Regions from separate parts of the Mus musculus genome. Here region 1 is linked to region 2. A link is a loop called in an ENCODE intact Hi-C map of the cell type or tissue named here. Cell type or tissue: left cerebral cortex. All regions are shown on one strand. Each heading gives the region's core, and the rest is flanking DNA. Links, peaks and the distances in the headings are about the cores only. Region 1 has its middle 410 kb from the start of Gm25833. Region 2 has its middle 290 kb from the start of Gm25833.

Region 1 (4,411 bases), core at 161-4,160, 130 kb after region 2:
GAGGGCTAAGAGAATAAATGTAAATAAGCATCCTTGGGGAGTGAGAGATGGGTGGGGGGTTCTAGAGTGTATCAGAGACCAGAAATGTATGATGACACTCTCAGTACACATTGGTGGTGACTTTAGCCAAAATGCCCCAAATTAGGGAAAGAGTACTCCAAGAGTCTACCTCCAGTAGATAGACAAGGCCTCAAGTGGAGGGACAGGGTTACTAACCCACAGTCAAAATTTCTGACTCAGATGTGTTCTTATCTAAAAGAACTGCAGAGGATGGACCATGTAGAGACTGCCATATCCAGGGATCCACCCCATAATCAGCATCCAAATGCTGACACCATTGCAAACACTAGCAAGATTTTATAGAAAGGACCCAGATGTAGCTGTCTCTTGTGAGACTATGCCGGGGCCTAGCAAACACAGAAGTGGATGCTCACAGTCAGCTAATGGATGGATCACAGGGCTCCCAATGGAGGAGCTAGAGAAAGGACCCAAGGAGCTAAAGGGATCTGCAACCCTATAGGTGGAACAACATTATGAACTAACCAGTACCCCGGAGCTCTTGACTCTAGCTGCATATATATCAAAAGATGGCCTAGTCGGCCATCACTGGAAAGAGAGGCCCATTGGACACGCAAACTTTATATGCCCCAGTACAGGGGAACGCCAGGGCCAAAAAGGGGGTAGGGGAGTGGGGGTGGGTGGGTATGGGGGACTTTTGGTATAGCATTGGAAATGTAAATGAGCTAAATACCTAATAAAAATGGAAAAAAAAAAGAACTGCAGAGATAAAAATGCAAAAGAGACTGAAGGAAAGGAGGTCCAGTAACCGGCCCAAATTGGGATCCATTTCATGTGGGGCATGAAGGCCTGACAGTATGATGTACTTAAAGACAGGAGCTTGGCATGGGCTGTCCTCAGAGAGATCCTACCAGCAGCTGACTGAGACAGAAGCAGATAACTACATCCTATCATTGGACTGAGGTTAGATACCCCTATGGTTGAATTAGGAGAAAGAATAAAGAAGCTGAAGGGTGAGCAACCATGCAGAAAAACCAGCAGTCTCAACTAACCCAGACACAAAGTTACTCCCAGAGTCTGAGCCACAACCAAGGAGTACACAGAGGGGAGTCTGAGACCCCTGACACATATGTAGCAGTGGTTTACCTGGCCTGGCCTCAGAGATTTGCTTAATCCTTGAGAGCTTTGAGGCCCCAGGGAAGTGGGAGAACTGGTGTGGGAGAGAGTATTCTCTTGGAGGAAAGGGGAAGGAGAATGGGATGATGAACTTTTATAGGGGAGAGTAAAAGGGGTGATGACTGTAATGCAAAACAAATAGAAAATAACTTAAATTAAAAAAATACATAAACATACAATAAATAAAAATAAGTGAAATAAAATAAAATTAAAAAGAATAGTAAGAACAAAACTATTTTTAAGATTGGTTTTGTATTTAATAATGTGTATGTGTGTATGCTATTTTTATATTCTTGTGCCCAGAGAGGACATACTAGTTGTATGATTTCCTGTAATAACTGGACTTATTAAAATTGGTTATCAACAACCAAATTGGGGTGTTTTGGGCCAAACTTAGGTCCTTTTCAGGTGTTGTTAGCATTCTTAATTATCAAACTGTATGGCTCTATAGTCTCAACATATCCATCTAAATTAGTAAATTTGTTTTTTTGTTTGTTTGTTTTTTCTGGATATTTATGAATCAGTTAATGAATTTGGAAAGTTTAAGCCATTCCAGCCAATCTATTCACTGTCTGAGTTGCCAATGATAATTTAACTCTGAATGGTCTGGAATACCTAGGGAGCTCTATGCAAGGCAGATTCAGTTAGTTGAATGTTTACGGTTATGAAGAAGATACCTTCTGTTTCCACTCCACTTTATCAACAAAATTATGAGATGTGGCAAAATGCATTTTCCCTGAACATATGACACCATGGTCCACGATAGACAATGAATTGAACCATTAATGTTGGTAGGGTGTATTGTAGAAAATATTTAATTTAGGATTTCTACCCTGCCTTAGATCATTTAGTTCACAGAGAAAAAAGACATAAAACCTTTATATTTTTATTTATGATATATCTTTAAAGCACTAGAGCTTGGCACATATCTACCCTCTAAGATGTAAATACCTCCTTCCCTATCAATATTCCTGAGGTATAATTTGCCTGGGCTACTCTTAACTAAAATTGACCAACCTTCATGGCCATGTTTTCATCATTCACTTACACCACGATGTCTTCTCCTCACTCCACCTTCTACTCTCTCTTCTCTAGGTCTTCTGAATCAACATCCCAGCCTGGGAACCAAATCCCCACCTAACTCACTTCTGATCAGCTATAGACTGTAAGCATATGTATTGACCAATCAGGGTTAACATGGGAAGGAGGGTAGCTAGGTTACATAGCAGCACTCGGTGTATATGAGGATCTCCTAATCCCTGAGGCAACCAGGGACAGTATTCAGCATTACAACACACAGCAACAGACCAAACCTCACCAGTTTTAAATTAAGGATCAAGATTCAAACCACAAAATCTGGTAAATGAAAGAATTTATTCAGACATAAACCCTCTGGTATAGAATTCAGCAATGCAATATATAGCAACAGAAAAGAACTCAGTAGTATGACTGACCTCTAGACCACTCAAGCTACTCAGAATTGATTGGGTAACACTTGAAAGCCAGGGCCACTTTTGAGGAAAAAAATCTTTTATAGTCAGGAGAACACAGAAATGAGAACCATGTATAAGGAGGACTAAGGAATAATTAATAATAATAATAATAATAATAATAATAATAATAATAATAATAATAATAATTTATTTAATAATAATAAAATAAACAGAGATACTGTGACTTTATTTTCCTTCTGAATAAATGAAGCAGAGAACAGAATCAAGGGAATTTTTATCACAATAACATCAGAATAGGGATACAGCTACAATTTGAGTTTTGTGATTTGGATAGTGCAGGATGGAAGAAATCTTATATAATGCAAGGTTCCCAAAGCTCCCTTTAGAAAATACTGTTGTTCCAAATAGGTTTTGTATCAGAATCTATTCAGATCAGTTATATTGACTTATCTCTGTAATCCTAGTATCAAAAAGCAGATGCTGGGCCATTTCTGAGGCAGAGACCAGTTTAAGTATTAGAGTGAATTCTAGGGCAGCCTGGGATACAAACTGAGATAGTTTGTCAATGTTCCACCTCTTCAAATAGCACTATTTGCTTTTCCTTTGACATTTCTAATGTTATCACGAAAGTCCCCTATACCTTCCTCCCACCCTACTCCCCTACCCACACACTCCCACTTCTTGGCTCTAGCGTTTCCCTGTACTGAGGTATAAAATGTTTGCAAAATCAAGGGGCCTCTCTTCCCAGAGATGACTGACTAGGGCATCTTCTGCTACATATGAAGCTAGAGACACGAGCTCTGAGGGTACTGGTTAGTTCATATTGTTGTTCCACCTATAGGGTTGCAGACCGCTTCAGCTCCTTGGGTACTTTCTCTAGCTCCTCCATTGGGGGCCCTGTATTCCATCCACTAGATGACTGTGAGCATCCACATCATTTCCATCACCTGTTTGGATGTGTTTTCCTGTTTTTCTTTAAGGACTTCTACCTGTTTGGTTGTGTTTTCCTGTTTTTCTTTAAGGACTTGTAACTCTTTAGCAGTGTTCTCCTGTATTTCTTTAAGTGAGTTATTAAAGTCCTTCTTGATGTCCTCTTCCATCATCATGAGATATGCTTTTAAATTCGGGTCTAGCTTTTCGGGTGTGTTGGGGTGCCCTGGACTGGGCGAAGTGGGAGTGCTGGGTTCTGATGATGGCGAGTGTCTTGGTTTCTGTTAGTAAGATTCTTACGTTTACCTTTTGCTATCTGGTAATCTCTGGAGTTAGTTGTTATACTTGTCTCTGTTTAGAGATTGTTCCTCTGGTGATTCTGTTACCCTCTATCAGCAGATCTGGGAGACTAGCTCTCTCCTCTGAGTTTCAGTGGTCAGAGCAGTCTCTGCAGGCAAGCTCACCTCTTACAGGGAAGGTGCACAGTTATCCGGCTTTTGGACCTCCTCCTGGCCGAAGATGAAAGGCCAAAACAGAACCTTTCCCAGAAGCTGTGTTGCTTTGGCCTGTCCCAGAAGCTGTTAATTTCAATAGTCCACACTCTCACCTGTGCAGACTACTTTCTGCAGAGTCCCGGAACCAAAATGGCTCCCGTGGATCCTGAGGCTAGGGCCTGGGCGGACACCTGACCTCTGGCCAGGAAGGTGGCCGGATGTCTGAAGCCCGAAAATGGCGCTGCCTCAGAAGTTCTGTGGCTCTCGCCTGTCCCAGAAGCTGTTAGCTTGTGTGATCCACACTCTCGCCTGTGGAGACAACTTTCTGCAGAGTGCTGG
Region 2 (4,411 bases), core at 286-4,285:
CCAGTATGTAAGCACACTCGTTCCTCACTCTGCCAGATGTAAAACCAAGGCACGAGGTGGGACTCGAACCCACAATCTGGTAACCCGAAAACTATGCCACAAGGTGGGACTCGAACCCACGATCTTGGAACCCTAAAACCAAGGCATGCTGTGGGACTCGAACCCACGATCTCGGAACCCCGAAACCAAGACACAAATTTACAAACCAAGACACAAATTCACAAACCAAGACACAAATTTAGTGGTGCCACACTTAGACAAAAGACAACATGTAAGATGCACACAAACAAATGTACCTCCAAGGGGTCTTTCGGGGTTCCTGGGTGTCACGCAGATCTCGGTGAAACCTCCAAATGAAAGAACCAAACAATCCATTATAACTTCAACCTAATAGCCTCCTTTCGGCAGAATATACATACATATATATATATACATATATATATATATATATATATATATATATATATATATATATTAACTTTTGGGATTGAATCATCTTTGTTGGTGCTTTCTTCTTACTCATATGAGACCCTAGTACATAGTGAGGTCTGGACTGGAAGAAAATTTAAGAAGTGCCCCCAAATGGGTGCCCACTTTTAAGTTCCAACCTTGCAGAGAATATGAGAGAATCAAGAGGAAAAGAGCTCAAATCAAGAGTCTCTTCCTTGACATCATCAAGGATTCTCAACAAGATGTCTGAACTGATAGAAACTCTCAGGTGAAGTCTTGGGCAGTTGTGCTCCACAAAAAAAAGGTAGAGATTTACTCCAGGACCATCTATCTGCTGGTGATACTCTAATTCCTCACCTGCTCCATTTGCATCTTACTGAACAACCATTTACCAGAGACACCTTCAATATAAACCTTATACTAATCTCTAAAAAGGATCACAAAATGTATTACAAGCTTAAATGTACATTGAGATCCTGTTGATTTTCTAGAGGTCTTTGTGCATGTGTTCATAAAAGGTCACAAATGATGACTTCAATAACTACAAGCATCAACTCTCTAAAAGTAATAGTTAGTAAGCTTGAGAAAGACAACCATACCTGGCCACAGATAAAATGATGGACACAGACCAGTTATCAAAATGAAAGAGATGAGTGGGTTTATCTGCAAGGGAGATATAAGGGGTGATAGAAATAATAGACTGACATTGAACAAGACAGCTAAGTAACTAATAAAACCCACTAGTTATATTAATAATCTAAGAAGTCAGTAATAGAGAATGTGGTTATTTTTTGAAGTTAAACAAGACACATATTTTTAAAAACAAAATACAAACAGAAACCCATATTTTACATGGATAAAGGCATGACATTTATGAATAAATAGGTAAATATTTGATATGTAGATATGCAGATATTGGCCTACAGGTTATAAGAAATTACACATTATGTTACAATATAGTCTCAAACATATTTGAATGACAATTTTCTTGGAGTGATATTCTTTCTTTCAAAATTCATGGCATATTCAGCAAATTTGCCATTTTTCAAAATGGGAAAAACTTCCCTACAAGTTCCTCAGGGTGGCCTAAGGAGCTCAAAGCAAAGTAGAATATTGCTATTGCTCTTGGCTCCCTCCCAAAGGTTGATGGTAATATTTCATTGCTGAAGACACAGGACATACTAATCACATTTGTGACTTCAGAATGTCAATTATACTTACAGTATTCACTAAAAATCATGGCTTGCTAAAAGTAGGGGCATGTTTGTACCATCTTTAGGTTCCTGTGCAGAATTTTCCCATGTGCCATAACAGAGTGTAATTACTTTAGTAGGTTTTAAATGAATTTCAAGATGTGTTTCCAGTGATGGGAGACCGTTGTTTAGGCAACACTTGTGAGAATTGGGCTCTCTGCCGGTCAAGTATAAAAATGAATCTATCTTGATATTGCCCATCTGGTTGAAAAAATTATAGTAGAACTTACCTTACATTGGAAATTCTGGTCTCTGATTCTCTGGTTTCTGAGTTAGAATTTGTTACATATGGGGTAATGTTAATAAGATAATGACTGTCATGTTACTCCATCATTATATGAGATTTTTGAGAGCATTCATGGATATTTCAATCAGTGATCCAGATAATGGAACTTTCAACATCTTCCTTTTTAATCTCTACAACACATCATTTATTCTTAATCATGAAGAATAAATGCTCCCTCCACATGCTCCCTCCACATGCTCCCTCCACATGCTCCCCTGGTGATACAAGCAGTGACATAAACTACCAAAGTCCAGCTGTCCTTCTCATAGCTTCCATCCACTAATACTTTTTTTTTTCAAATATAGTCAGGCTATGAAATTAACTGTTCAGTTAGGTAACAGCTACCTCTATAGGCTCTTTTGTTCCTTAGTCTCAACAACACTGTTTTTAAAGAAAGTCTCTAATTTTTTTATTTCAGAACAGTATGTTGAGAGTCATACAGCAAAAAAGAGAAAACTTTACAGACATTCCTAGAAGCTCTTTTGATATGCAGAATTGGAATTAGAGTGACAGTCTCTGCATACTTTGTCAGGTACCTCTTTTGATGCTGAAATATTCTCTAAGTCTCATCTGTTGAATAACTGATTCTCAGCTTTTGACAATAGTGTTGAATCTTGGACACTTTTATAAATGTACTAGGCTGAAGAAGCTGCAGGCAGATCCTTGTGAGTGCATTGATTATAGACACTTAATCATCTGTTATCTACTATCATCATACTGCATTCCCTGATTCTGGAATACTCATCTGGGTATAAAATTTAGTATTAGGCCAATTAACCCAGTTAAGAGCCAATGGGAAGAAAAAAGGGAAAATACGTTGATGCCTGAGTGCCATAAGCATGTTCATTTGCAGTGATGTAATAAAAAGTCATTGATGGAAAGCATATACTTAAACCTTGAAGTGACTGTCAAGCAGATGATCAACATGTTCTCAGATGATTCCATGTGATAGACCAAGTCTGTGTTATTTAATTTATGAAGCTATAAATTCTTTAAAATGATAATAACTCATCCATTTCAAAAGCATATTGAAAGAAGGCCCTAACATTCTAAAGAAGCTTAGACCATCATTTTTATGGCCATCTGTGGTTTTTCGCTAAATGATTATGTATTTGATAGAAGCTCTCTTCTATGATTGTATTAGGAATTGGTGAACCCTTGAAGAGAAAATCACACTAGAATATGGATATGGCATTGATATCACTTTATTTAAATTACTGTGATTTCTGTGATCCCAATTACAAGAACAGAATCAACCCCTTCTCAACATATCTTTTGGACCTATATCTGTGTATAAATGTCTCTTTATGTTGTAGAGTAAAGGCTGGTATTATGTACATTAGTAAGAGAAGAGATTTATTTAGCTCACAAAGTTAGAAGCTGAGTATATAAAATTTTGTTGTCTTATATTTCAGCCTGTTTTTCAATTTTTAAAAAATATTTGCAGTATTGTAGATGATACCATGCCAGGTTCTTAAAAAGGAGATCACATCTCATTCACAGAAAAAAGATGGAATAACAGCCATAATTTATTCTTTTTGCCCAATAAAGTATCATGAAGAACAAAGCATAACTGTGCATGCTCCATGTCCAGCATCTCAGAGAATATTAAAATAAGGATCCACCCATCTTGTGGTTTGTTCTTTGTATGATGAGGCTTTATACATTTAAACAATGAAACTCAGCCCTTTCCATGAGAGAAGTGGAAAAGTGGCCTACCCATCTCAAGAAGGACTAGAAACAACAGGCTATCATCATCTTTGTTTCAGGATATTCATCTTTAATTCCTGATACTTGCATTCTGAAACAACCATTCGGACACCATAGTAACACATGGTACAGCCTCAGATTTTTCTTTACAAGATAAACCTACAGCAGAGCTCAGAACCTGATGACTTCTCCTTAAGATCTTCTACATGGCTACATCTTTCCTCAAGAATAAAAATGAACATAGTTCTGACCATGTTCTTCAAAGATAAAAACATTCCAAAAGCATTCCTGGAATTAATAACATGAACTGGAATAAATTTTATGGTGCTAGAATATTGCAAAGAACACAGAATACATAATAGTTAAATGTACAAATGTCAGAGAACTTCATTTCTGAAGGCTATGTTAAAAGGGGACAGAGAGCAGGATCTATAATCTGAGACATCTAAGAAATACCGGGAAGAAGAGTGTAATTGCAAGCATGATATCTTGATGGGAAGTAAGAAAGTTCCATACTTAAGATGACTGTGATGGAACTATTTGTCCATATACTTGATAAATGTACAGACAAATGTAGCTGGTAACAGATACATATTTTCTCTATTATTGATAATTTTTCATTAAAAAAAAAACCTTTTTCCATGTTCCTCCCAAAAGTAGCACTGAATCTGTCCTAAAGTCAAGCAATTCTCTGTTTAATAAACCCATATCT

The links. Peaks named below come from ENCODE experiments on the same cell type or tissue, not always from the same donor. Only the 100,000 strongest peaks of a DNase experiment are listed, where the experiment ranks them.
Region 1: it touches region 2 in a loop (11-fold over the local background); 7 of 42 quality-filtered maps call a loop at or near these places.

The regions. Positions count from the first base shown.
Region 1 is chr6:68,944,877-68,949,287 of GRCm38, forward strand. It overlaps Igk. Among named protein-coding and RNA genes, the nearest start is that of Gm25833, 410 kb to the left of the region's middle. In left cerebral cortex, for the core only: no CTCF peak of the experiment used is centred there; no DNase peak of the experiment used is centred there.
Region 2 is chr6:68,818,945-68,823,355 of GRCm38, forward strand. It overlaps Igk. Among named protein-coding and RNA genes, the nearest start is that of Gm25833, 290 kb to the left of the region's middle. In left cerebral cortex, for the core only: no CTCF peak of the experiment used is centred there; no DNase peak of the experiment used is centred there.